2 separate regions of the Homo sapiens genome follow, and region 1 is linked to region 2. A link is an interaction called in ENCODE POLR2A ChIA-PET data of the cell type or tissue named here. Cell type or tissue: K562. All regions are shown on one strand. Links, peaks and the distances in the headings refer to the core of each region. The heading gives the core; the rest is flanking DNA.

Region 1 (5,381 bases), core at 210-5,209, 150 kb before region 2:
TGGTCATTTGTTATGAAAGACATAGAAAACCAATATAACTTCTTATATCTTGTTATAACCACTGAGTTAATTTATTTCATTATCACAATAAATTAAACCATGAGACTATATACAGAAGCACTCTTGGGAAAAATGCTATTTAAATGTATGGTGGTACTCTAACATCATCATCATTCCTGTCATTGTTAAATCAACACATATGTATCTGTAATACTAACCCTATCTTTAAAAAAAAAAAAAAAAGTGTATACTTCTCCAAAGACAGAGACATCAGAGGTCACCTAAAAACAAACAAACAAACAAAAAAAACCTCTCAAATTAAACAAATGAGTTACATCAAAGTCTCTTCGGTCTGTTTCTCAAAGAAACTTTAGGACAGGAAGACCAGTGGCCTAAAAGTCAGCAGACCTTAGTTTTGGTTTTAATCACTAATTCATGATCAAGTTATTAACTTCTAAGGGTGTCCGATTTCTTGCCTATAAAGCAAAAAGTTTAACAGGAACTAGATAACCTCTAAAGTCAAACCCTCAACTATCACATAGTATAGTTTCTTTTTTCCTTGTAAACAAATAAAACTAAAACCCAAATTATTTAGGCTACAGATACCCAAACTGGAGACAGTGTGTAGGAGGAAAATTAAGAACTTCATAACCAAAATAGGGAAGAAAAATCCTAAGTGAAAAGGCAAATGTTACAGCAACTAAACTAACCTATCTATTTCTGCTAGGATAAGTCTTATTTTTGGCAAGTAAGTGACATTAAAGAGGAAGAGATGGAAAACATGATCAGTGACTGAAGCAAGCAAAATTGAGGTTTATAAGTGCTATTTAATCATGATTTTGCTGTATGCATGTTAGACAACAAACACCAACTAAATACCCACTTTTCTACCTTTGGATATTAGAAGTCTAGTATTTCAGATTTTTCATTTACAAGAAATTTTAAGCCTCATGAGAATTTTTTTAATCCATGAAATAAAGTACTCTGATAAGTTTAAGGAATATAAAGCAATAACTCTGGGTTGACAGCTGACCCATGTAACAATAATTAATCCTTAAATAAATATAAAAGACAGTGTTATCCCTTTATATACATGAACAAAGTGGAATTCAGAGAAATTAGGCAACTTATCCAAAGTTATACAGACTCTCAAGAACAAGGATTCAAATCTCTGCTTTCTAAAACCCAAAACCTGTGTTCTTGTTAACTACTAAGATACACTGCCTCATATGGTGGTTACCATCAGATGGTTGTGACGGAAGGTTTTTGATCTGAGCCATATTTTACACAGGTGTTCAGCTGGTAAAAATTCATCAGGCTGATTTATATTTCATGTGATTTTCTGAATATATACTGTTACTTCTTTAAAAATTAATACGTGTTTGTATATACATACTCCTTCCATGTTTTAGTCAGGGCTCTTAAAAAAAATCCAATTCAAACTAGCTTCAACAAAGGGAGAATTCCTTAGCGGATAATGGCTGAACTACTCAAAGCTTGGGGCAAAGCTAATCTCAGGGTAGAGAGAATCCAAAGACCAGAGTACCATGATGGCCTGTGGTTGTCTCTTTTTCCTATTCATGACCTCTGGGGCTATCTCATTTCCTCCTTCTTTCCACAACTTTCTCCAATACAGTAACACATCTAGAGGTAGCTCCAGACTTTCATCCTTGTTAACTCCCCCATGAAAGAAGCAAGAGTCTTTCCTATCAGCTCTAATTTTTGAAAAGTTTATGAAAGGACAGCTTAGGTCACTGCGCATACCTGGACTGATCACTGTGGCCAAGGGGATGAAGAACCATCTCTGGCCTTGCCTTAACCACATACCCACCAGTTTGGCCAGATCAAAGGAAGAGTATTAGTAGCAAAAACATGGTCATTAGAGATATTCTTAAGTACTGAAAGATACTCTAATTTGTCATCTGTTATATTGCAAGTCATAAGATAATTACTATTATTATTTTTAAGAGTGATAAAGTCATCCCTCAGTATCTGTGGGGGATTAGTGCCAGGAACACTTGCAGATATCAAAATCCATGAATGCTCAAGTCCCTTATAGAAGATGGTGTAATATGTGCATATAACATATGCACATCCTCTCATATACTTTATATAATCTCTAGATTATTTATAATACCTAATACATTATAACTGTTCTGTAAATAGTTGTTATACTGTATTGTTTAGGGAATAACGGCAAGGAAAAAAAAGTCTGCACATGCTCAGTACAAACAAAACCACCCATTTTTAAAAAATACTTTTAAGCCAGGTATGGTAGCTCACACCTGTAATCCCAGGACTTCGAGCCTAGGAGTTCAAGACCAGCCTGGGGAATATAGCAAGACCCCATCTTTACAAAAAATTAAAAAATGATCTGGGTGTGGTGGTGCGTGCCTGTAGTCCCAGCTACTTGGGAGGCTGATGTGGGAGGATCATTTGAGTCCAGAAGTTCTAGGTTACAGTGAGATATGAGCACACCACTGTACTCTAGCCTGGGAGACAGAGCAAGGCACTGTCTCTAAAAATAAATAAATAAATAAGTAAAAATTTTTAAAAATTTATTTTTGATTCACAGTTGCTTGAATCCACAGATGTGGAGCCCACAGACCTGGAGGGCTGACTGTACTTCATATTTATTGACAATTTATAAACCACTTAAACATTTATTTTTATTTTTTAGAGATGAGGGTCTTGTTATGCTGCCCAACCTGGACTCAAAATGTTGGACTCAATCAATGCCTCAGCTTTGTAAGTAGCTGGGTGTGCACACTATAGGTGTGCAACATCACACCTGGTAAAAAAAACTTTCAAGAAATCATATTTAGGTTATTGGAGCAAGATGGTCAAATACAAACCTCTAGCAATCATGCTACCAGAAGAAACACCAAATTGAACAAACTACACAAGAAAGCACCTCTATAAAAACCAAAAATCAGGTGAGTAAACAAAGTACTTTGTTTTAACCCTTATCAAGGAAAGACACACTGAAAAGGGTAGGAAAGACAGTCTTGAATTGTCAACACCACCCCTCCCACATTCCCAGCAGCAGCCACGTGGTGTGGACAGAGTATATCAACGTGCTTGGGGGACAGAAAGTGTAGTGATTATGAGACTTTGCATTGGAACTCGGTGCTGCCCTGTCACAGTGGAAAGCAACATGGGGCAGAATTCAGCTGGTGCCCCTGGAGGGAGCATTTAGACCAGTCCTAGGCAGAGGGGTATCATCCAGCCAAGCAGTCAGAAACTGCGTTCCGGCTAGCCCTACCACCACAGGTTACCGCCTTCTGTGGCCCTAAATAAACTTGAAAGGCACTCTAGGCCACAAGGACTGCAATTCTTAGGCAAGTCCTGGTACTGTGCTGGGCTCAGAGCCAGTGGACTTGGCGTGCATGCAACCCAGTGAGATAGCAGCTGGGGCAGCCAAGAGAATGCTTGCACCACTCCTTCTCCAACTCCAGGGAGTGCAGCTCACAGCTCTGGGAGAGACTCCTTCCTTCCATTTGGGGAGAGGAGAGTGAAGAGTAAGGAGGACTAAGAAGACTTTGTCTTGGAACTTGGATAGCAGGTGAGCCACAACAGAATAGGGCACTGGGCAGAGTCCTGAAGTGCCCATTCGAGGCTGTAGCTCTCAGACAACACTTCTAGACACCCTGGGACAGAAGGGAACCCACTGCCTTGAAGAGAAGGACGCAGCCATGGCATGATTCATCACCTGCTGACTAAAGACCCCTTGGGTCTTGAATACACATAAGTGGTACCCAGGCGGTACTCACTGCAGGTCTTGGGTGAGACCCAGGGTCCTGCTGGCTTTGGGTGTGACCCAGCACATTCTCAGCTGTGATGGCTACAAAGAGTGATTCCTTCTGCTTAAGGAAGAGAAAGGGGGACTTCGTCTTGCAGCTTGGGCACCAGCTCAGCCACAGTAGGGTAGAACACCAGGCAGGCTCCTGGGTTCCTTGATTCCAGGCCTTGGGTCCTGGTCAGCATTTCTGGACCCAGCATGGGCCAGAGCAAAGCCTGCTGCCCTGAACAGAGAGAACAGGCCTGGCATTACTCACCAAACACTGAATGAAGAGCCCTTGGTCCTTGAGTGAACACTGGCAGTAGCCAGGCAGTACTTGCTGTGGGCCTGGGGCGGTGGTGGCCACAGAGAGAAACTCCTACATGAGCAAAGGAGAAAGAAGAGTGCAAAAAACTTTGTCTTGTGGCTTGGGTGCCAACACAACTGCAGCAGAATACAGCATGGAGTAGATTTCTAAGATTCCTGACTCCAGGCTCTGGCTCCTGGATGGCATTTCTGTACCTGCCCTGGGCTGGGGTTGGGGGGTACGGGGAGTAGGGCAGGGGAGCTTGATGCTCTGGAGGGAAGGACGCAAGCCTAGCTGGATTTACTACCTGCTGACTGAAGAGCTCTTGGGCCTTGAGTGAATGTTACTGATAGCCCAGGTAGTAGTCGCTGTAGGCCTTGGGCAAGACACAGTGCCATATTGGCTTCAGGTCTAACCTGCACAGTCCTAGTAGTGGTAGCCAAAGGGGTGCATGCATCACCCTTCCCCCAGCTCCAGGCAGCTCAGCAGACAGAGAGACTCCATTTGTTTGGTGAAAACTAAAGGAAAGGAAGAGACTCTCCCTGACAATCCAGGGAGTCTTCCCAGTTCTTACTGAAGACAACCAAAGCAGTACCTGCACAAGTTTGCAAGAGTCACAGCATTACCAAGCTTGGGTTGCCCCCTGATGCAGACATGGCTGCAGTGACCAAAGATTTAGATCACAAAACTAAATTCCCTTTGAATACTTGGAAATCCTTCCCAAGAAGGATAGGTACAAACAAACCCAGGATACAAAGAATACAATAAATACCTAACTCTTCAATGTCCAAACATCAATGAACACCCACAAACATCAAGACCATCCAGGAAAACATGACCTCACCAAATGAACTAAATAAGGCACCAGTGACCAATTCCCGAGTAACAAAGGTATGAGACCATGAAGACAGATAATTCAAAATAGCTATTTTGAGGAAGCTCAATGAAATTCAAGATAAAAGAGAGAAGGAATTTGGAATCCTATTAGAAAAATTTAACAATAAGATTGAAATAATTTTAAAATGTTAATCAAATTCTGGGGCTTCAAGATATACTGGTTGACTTTAAAAAAAAGAAAGAGAGAGAGAGAAAAAAAAATCTAGAGCTGAGTGGCCAGGCACGGTGGCTCATACCTGTAATCCCAACACTTTGGGAGGCCGAGGTAGGCGAATTGCTTGAGCTCAGAAGTTTGAGACCAGCCGGGGCAACATGTTGAAACCCTGTCTCTACTAAAATACAAAAAATTAGCTGGGCATGGTGGTGCACACCTGTAGTCCCAGCTACTCAAGAGGC
Region 2 (5,381 bases), core at 159-5,158:
CCCCTTAAATAATGTTTATGAACTAATGATAGTTTAGAGAGAAAAAAATTGCAACAGTAAAGGGCTAATATTCTAATATACAAAGTTTCACAAATCAATTTTTAAAAAAAGAAAAGGATAAGTCCCTTAGACTTGGCAAAGCACATGAACATATAAGTGAAATGTGAAAAAATGTTTAATCTTAATCATTAATAAATGCAAATAATAAAATCTTCAACAATCAAAACATGGAAGATTTTGAAATCTGAGAAAACTTAGCATTGGAAAGAATGTAAAAAATGGACAGTCTCATATATAATGCAAGTGAGACAGCAAATTGTTTATCTTTCACGAAAGCATTATTTATCAAAATTTAAAGTGTATGTATCTTTAACTTTCCCCTTACCCCCTATAATTCAACTTTTAGAACTTTATCCTAAGTTTTAAGTGAATAAACGCCTACACATTGTTTTATTTTAGCATCATTTACAACAGAAAAAAGAATCTAATGTCCCACAATACAGTATCAGTTAAATATATTATGGTTTATACATATAATGCAAACATGAATACTAGGTAAGCAATTAAAATTGATAATATAGTTCTACACATATTGACATGGAACAGTATTTCTAATATACTGCTAAATGAAAAAAGCAGGTTGCAGAACACATAAACAATGTTGTGTGCATTAAAAAATCACATATGTGGCCAGGCACAGTGGCTCACGCCTGTAATCTCAGGACTTTGGGAGGCTGAGGAGGGTGGATCACCTGAGGTCAGGAGTTTAAGACCAGCCTGGCCAACATCGTGAAACCCGTCTCCACAAATATACAAAAATTAGCCAGTCATGATGGCACGTGTCTATAATTCCAGCTACTCAGGAGGCAGAGGCAGGAAAATGGCTTGAACCTGGAGTGGAGGTTGCAGTGAGCCGAGACTGCACCACTGCACTCCAGCCTGGATAACAGAGCGAAACTCCGTCTCAAAAAAAAAAAAATCATGTATGTATATATAAGATTTGTACACATATAAAAAAGCATATGCATAAAAAATTATATACATGTATATACTAAGTGAAAATAATACACTAAGTGAAAATGTAATCATTAAAACAACAGTATTTCAGATGCTTTTCTTCCTAAAATTTGAATTATTTTTACAATGAACATATATTATTATAATTAGAAAATTTAATTAGGCAATTTTTATTATGATTACAAAAAAAACATACAATTATAAAATGTCAAACGAGCTTACAAAGAACTTTCAGTATTTGGTTCAAACCTCTTATTTTACAGATGAAGACCCTTACCCTCACACAGGTTTTACTCCTTTCCTTCAGATCACAAATGGGTGGTAGGGCAAGAATTTGCTCCTAAGGCCTCCTGATTCTCAGTCCTATGGTTTTTCCATTGTATATTACACAACATGTATGTTTTCACTCATAATTCTATATATATGGAAATATGCACAACAGGTAAAATTTTACTAAAAATTTACACTGTACTTAAACATGGTTACTTCTGAACACAGAACAATTACTCAAAATGCCACTATTCTAAAATAAGAAAAAGTATTCCCTCCTTTACTTCTATTTATTCATTCCCAAACTGTTGTTGGTTAACACAGCTTTAACAATACAGGCTGGGCACTTTGGCTCACACTTGTAATCCTAGTACTTTCAGAGGCTAAGACAGGAGGATTGCCGGAACGCAGGAGTTCAAGACCAGCCTGAGCAACACAGCAAGAAGCCATATCTATGAAAAACTTTTTTTAAATCAGCCAGGTGTAGTGGTGCTCACCTGTAGTCCTAGCTACTCAGGAGGCTGGGGCAAGGGGACCGCATGAGCCCAGGAGTTCGACGTTACAGTGGGCTATAATCAAGCCACTGCACTCCGGCCTGGGTGACAGCAAGACTATGTGCCAAAGAATAAAAATGGTAAAAAAAAAAAAAAAAAAAAATTAATATGCAAAATATCTTTTTTATACAATGTAGTGCTAAGTTTCAACTATGTGCAGTTAGAGTATACAAAATGGCAATTCTGATAACTCAATTTGTCAAATATAATTTGGTTATTATTTACCCACAGTTTATTTCCTTTCCACTTGACAATTTGCCTGTTGTCTATGAGCTGCTGGTCAACTTCTTATCCCATTATCACCCTTCTGCTGTTTTCAGTTTGAAATACCAGCCAATTGTTTTTCTAAATGATAATCGGGCATCTCTTCTGAGCAGGCAAAAAGGGCTGAAATATACTGCAAGTCATTCAGTTCCCAAATATGTATCCAGAAGTTGAAGGTCTGATCCAAAAGAAGATAATCACAGACCCAGCTTTCACAGAACTTGCAGTCTAGCAAAGATGACAAACGAGTTACTAAAATGAAGGAAAGAAGGCTGGGCACGGTGGCTTAAGCCTGTATAGCACTTTGGGAGGCTGAGGCGGGCGTATCACTTGAGGTCAGGAGTTTGAGACCAACCAGGCCAACATGGTGGAACTCCATCTCTACTAAAAATACAAAAATTAGCCAGGCATGATGGCAGGCGCCTGTAATCCCAGCTACTCGGGAGGCTGAGGCAGGAGAATCACCTGAATCCAGGAGGCAGAGTTTACGGTGAGCCAAGATCGCGCCACTACACTCCAACCTGAGCAACAGAGCGAGACTCTATCTCAAAAAAAACAAAAAACAAACAAGAAAATGAAGCAAAGAAAGTCAGGATAAGAGAAGAACAAAGTGAAGGGAACCTAACCTAGTCATAGAGGAGCACAGGCCTCCCTCTCAAGTTGAGACCTAGAGAGATGAGCAGACATTAGCTAGGTGTAGTAAAAGTGTGGAGCTGGGGATGGAAAGAAAACGGGTAGAGAAAGTTCTAGGCGGCGAGGAGCACTGAGGAGAACCTGAAGAACAAAACAAGAATATGATCATCCAGAGCTGTGGAAGACATTTCAAGGAATCTGAACTTCATCCCATAAACAGAAAAGTGAGATGATTAGACATGCATTTAGATGAGATACAGGGTTCAGGGTGGTATGTCTGTAGACTATATGCATTTAGATATCTGGTTATCACTCTGACTATATAGCATGAAGAATGAAGTGAAAGCACATGGATCTGAAATAGGGAGCCCACTAAGGAGGCAACTGTGCAATAATCCTGGCAAGAGATAATGGTAATTTGAACTAAAACTAGTAGAAAAGACAGAGCAAAAGTGGAAAGATATGAAAGACAGTGAGTGGTAACAAGATTTGGCCACAAGTTCAATGAGAGCAGAGGGTACAAATCCAGTTTCCAAGACGGAGCCACTAGGTATATGGTACTGAGACAAGGAACATACATAGCAAGACAAATCTGGATAAAGAAGACTAAAAGTTTTGAACACGTTAATTTTACAGTTTAAAAAATATCTAAGGACATATTAAATGTCAAGGAGGCAATTTATATAGATTTAAAAATGGACTAAGTTAAAATTTGAGGAGTGCTAACAATGGACACTAGAAAAATACCAGGGCAATTAGCAAAAGCCAGAAAGAAGAGTACAAAGGGCCCAAAACCAAACCAAATGCTGAAACTTAGTGGCAGAAGACAAATAAGGAAAATTAGGGGGTGGGGCTGGAAGACTCTGAACAGTTAATTGCTTACCTAGGAACTAAGAAGGATTCTAGATTATTTGCTCCTCATAAAAAAAAGTAACTATTGGTGGGGAACGGTGGCTCACGCTTGTAATCCCAGCACTTTGGGAGGCCAAGGTGGGTGGATCACCTGAGGTCAGGAGTTTGAGACCAGCCTGGCCATTATGGTGAAACCCCAGCTCTACTAAAAATACAAAAATTAGCCAGGCGTAGTGGTGGGTGCCTGTAATTCCAGCTAATTGGGAGGCTGAGGCAGGAGAATCACTTGAACCCAGGAGGTGGCGGTTGCAGTGAGCCAAGATTGTGCCACTGCACTCCAGCCTGGGTGACACAGGAAGACTCTGTCTCAAAAAAAAAGAAAAGAAAAAAATAACTACTGCTATCTGCCACTGTAAGGAGAGTTCTAAAAGGGTCCCCTCCACACAGGCAGGCAGACACACATACACATACACATACATACACACACACACACACACACACACACACACACACACACACACACAAACAGAATCCCTTCTATGTCGAGCAGTTATTTTTAACCCTTACCACTGACTCACCACTAATTTTGAGTTCTATCTGATAACAAAACTCTAATATAAGGTACCTGCCTACATTTCAAACTCAGTTCTGTGGGCCAACTCTCAATTCTTCAGTGATATGCTTATTCTCTTCATCTGAAGCCATGAAAATATCTATGAATCCTTCTTTCTTGCTACATATTCAATAATCAAGATGCTTTATCATATATTTCTCTCTAGGTTTTCCTTGCCATGTCCAAGTATACCAATCATTTTATCAGTAAAATCACTTCATTTAACTAATACAGTAGTCTTCAATATCTGTCTCCAATTCTTCCCTCAGCCAATCCATCCTACACAATGCCAAAGTTATGACTGCTAAAATACCAATTTGAATATATTATCACCCTCCTAAAAAACCATGTCTTGCTGTTGCCCACAAAATAGTCTGAACTCGGCTGGGCGCGGTGGCTCACGCCTGTAATCCCAGCACTTTGGAAGGTCGAGGCGGGTGGATCACAAGGTCAGGAGATCGAGACCATCCTGGCTAACACCGTGAAACCCCGTCTCTACTAAAAATACAAAAAAATGAGCCAGGCGCGGTGGCGGACGCCTGTAGTCCCAGCTACTCCGGAGGCTGAGGCAGGAGAATGGCATGAACCCAGGAGGCGGAGCTTGCAGTGAGCCGAGATCATGCCACTGCACTCCAGCCTGGGTGACAGAGCGAGACTTATCTCAAAAAAAAAAAAAAATAGTCTCATCCTGGCAAAAGGAAGGCACACTGTGGCCAACTTTCAACTGCCATGCCATCTTAACTTCCAATTCCGTACAAAAGCATCAATCTTAGCCAGTGGTTCTCTTCACACACCACCGAACACACCACGCACCCTCCTGCCTCTACAATCTTATTCACACCATCCCACCCCCTACCCCAAACAAGCCTGTCTCCATCATCTCCATTTACCTAAATTCTACTCTTCCTCCAAAACCCAGTTCATTCATTTGGTAGTCTCACAACGCAAAGTACGATTCTGGATGAAGGTGACTTAAAAACAAATTTAACAAAGTTTGCAAGGTATTTGAGAACTGGGGCTCTGAAATCAGACTATCTAAAGATCTGAAACCTAGATTTACAACTTATTTTATATTTAAATTTTCTGAACTTCCATACAGTATTTATGAAAGGCTAATATCTAATTAAACTTTAAAGGACTTGTGAAAATTATATAAAACCACAGTATATGTAAAGTGC

What was found. Peaks named below come from ENCODE experiments on the same cell type or tissue, not always from the same donor. Only the 100,000 strongest peaks of a DNase experiment are listed, where the experiment ranks them.
Region 1: POLR2A ChIA-PET joins it to region 2 with 6 read pairs; 3 of 35 experiments call an interaction of 5 or more read pairs at or near these places.

The regions. Positions count from the first base shown.
Region 1 is chr7:77,853,512-77,858,892 of GRCh38, reverse strand. The region is part of intron 2 of PHTF2 (putative homeodomain transcription factor 2); the gene reads right to left. Among named protein-coding and RNA genes, the nearest start is that of PHTF2, 57 kb to the right of the region's middle. In K562, for the core only: no CTCF peak of the experiment used is centred there; a DNase peak (open chromatin) is centred at 3,052.
Region 2 is chr7:77,707,886-77,713,266 of GRCh38, reverse strand. The region is part of intron 1 of RSBN1L (round spermatid basic protein 1 like); the gene reads right to left. Among named protein-coding and RNA genes, the nearest start is that of RSBN1L, 14 kb to the right of the region's middle. In K562, for the core only: no CTCF peak of the experiment used is centred there; a DNase peak (open chromatin) is centred at 2,256.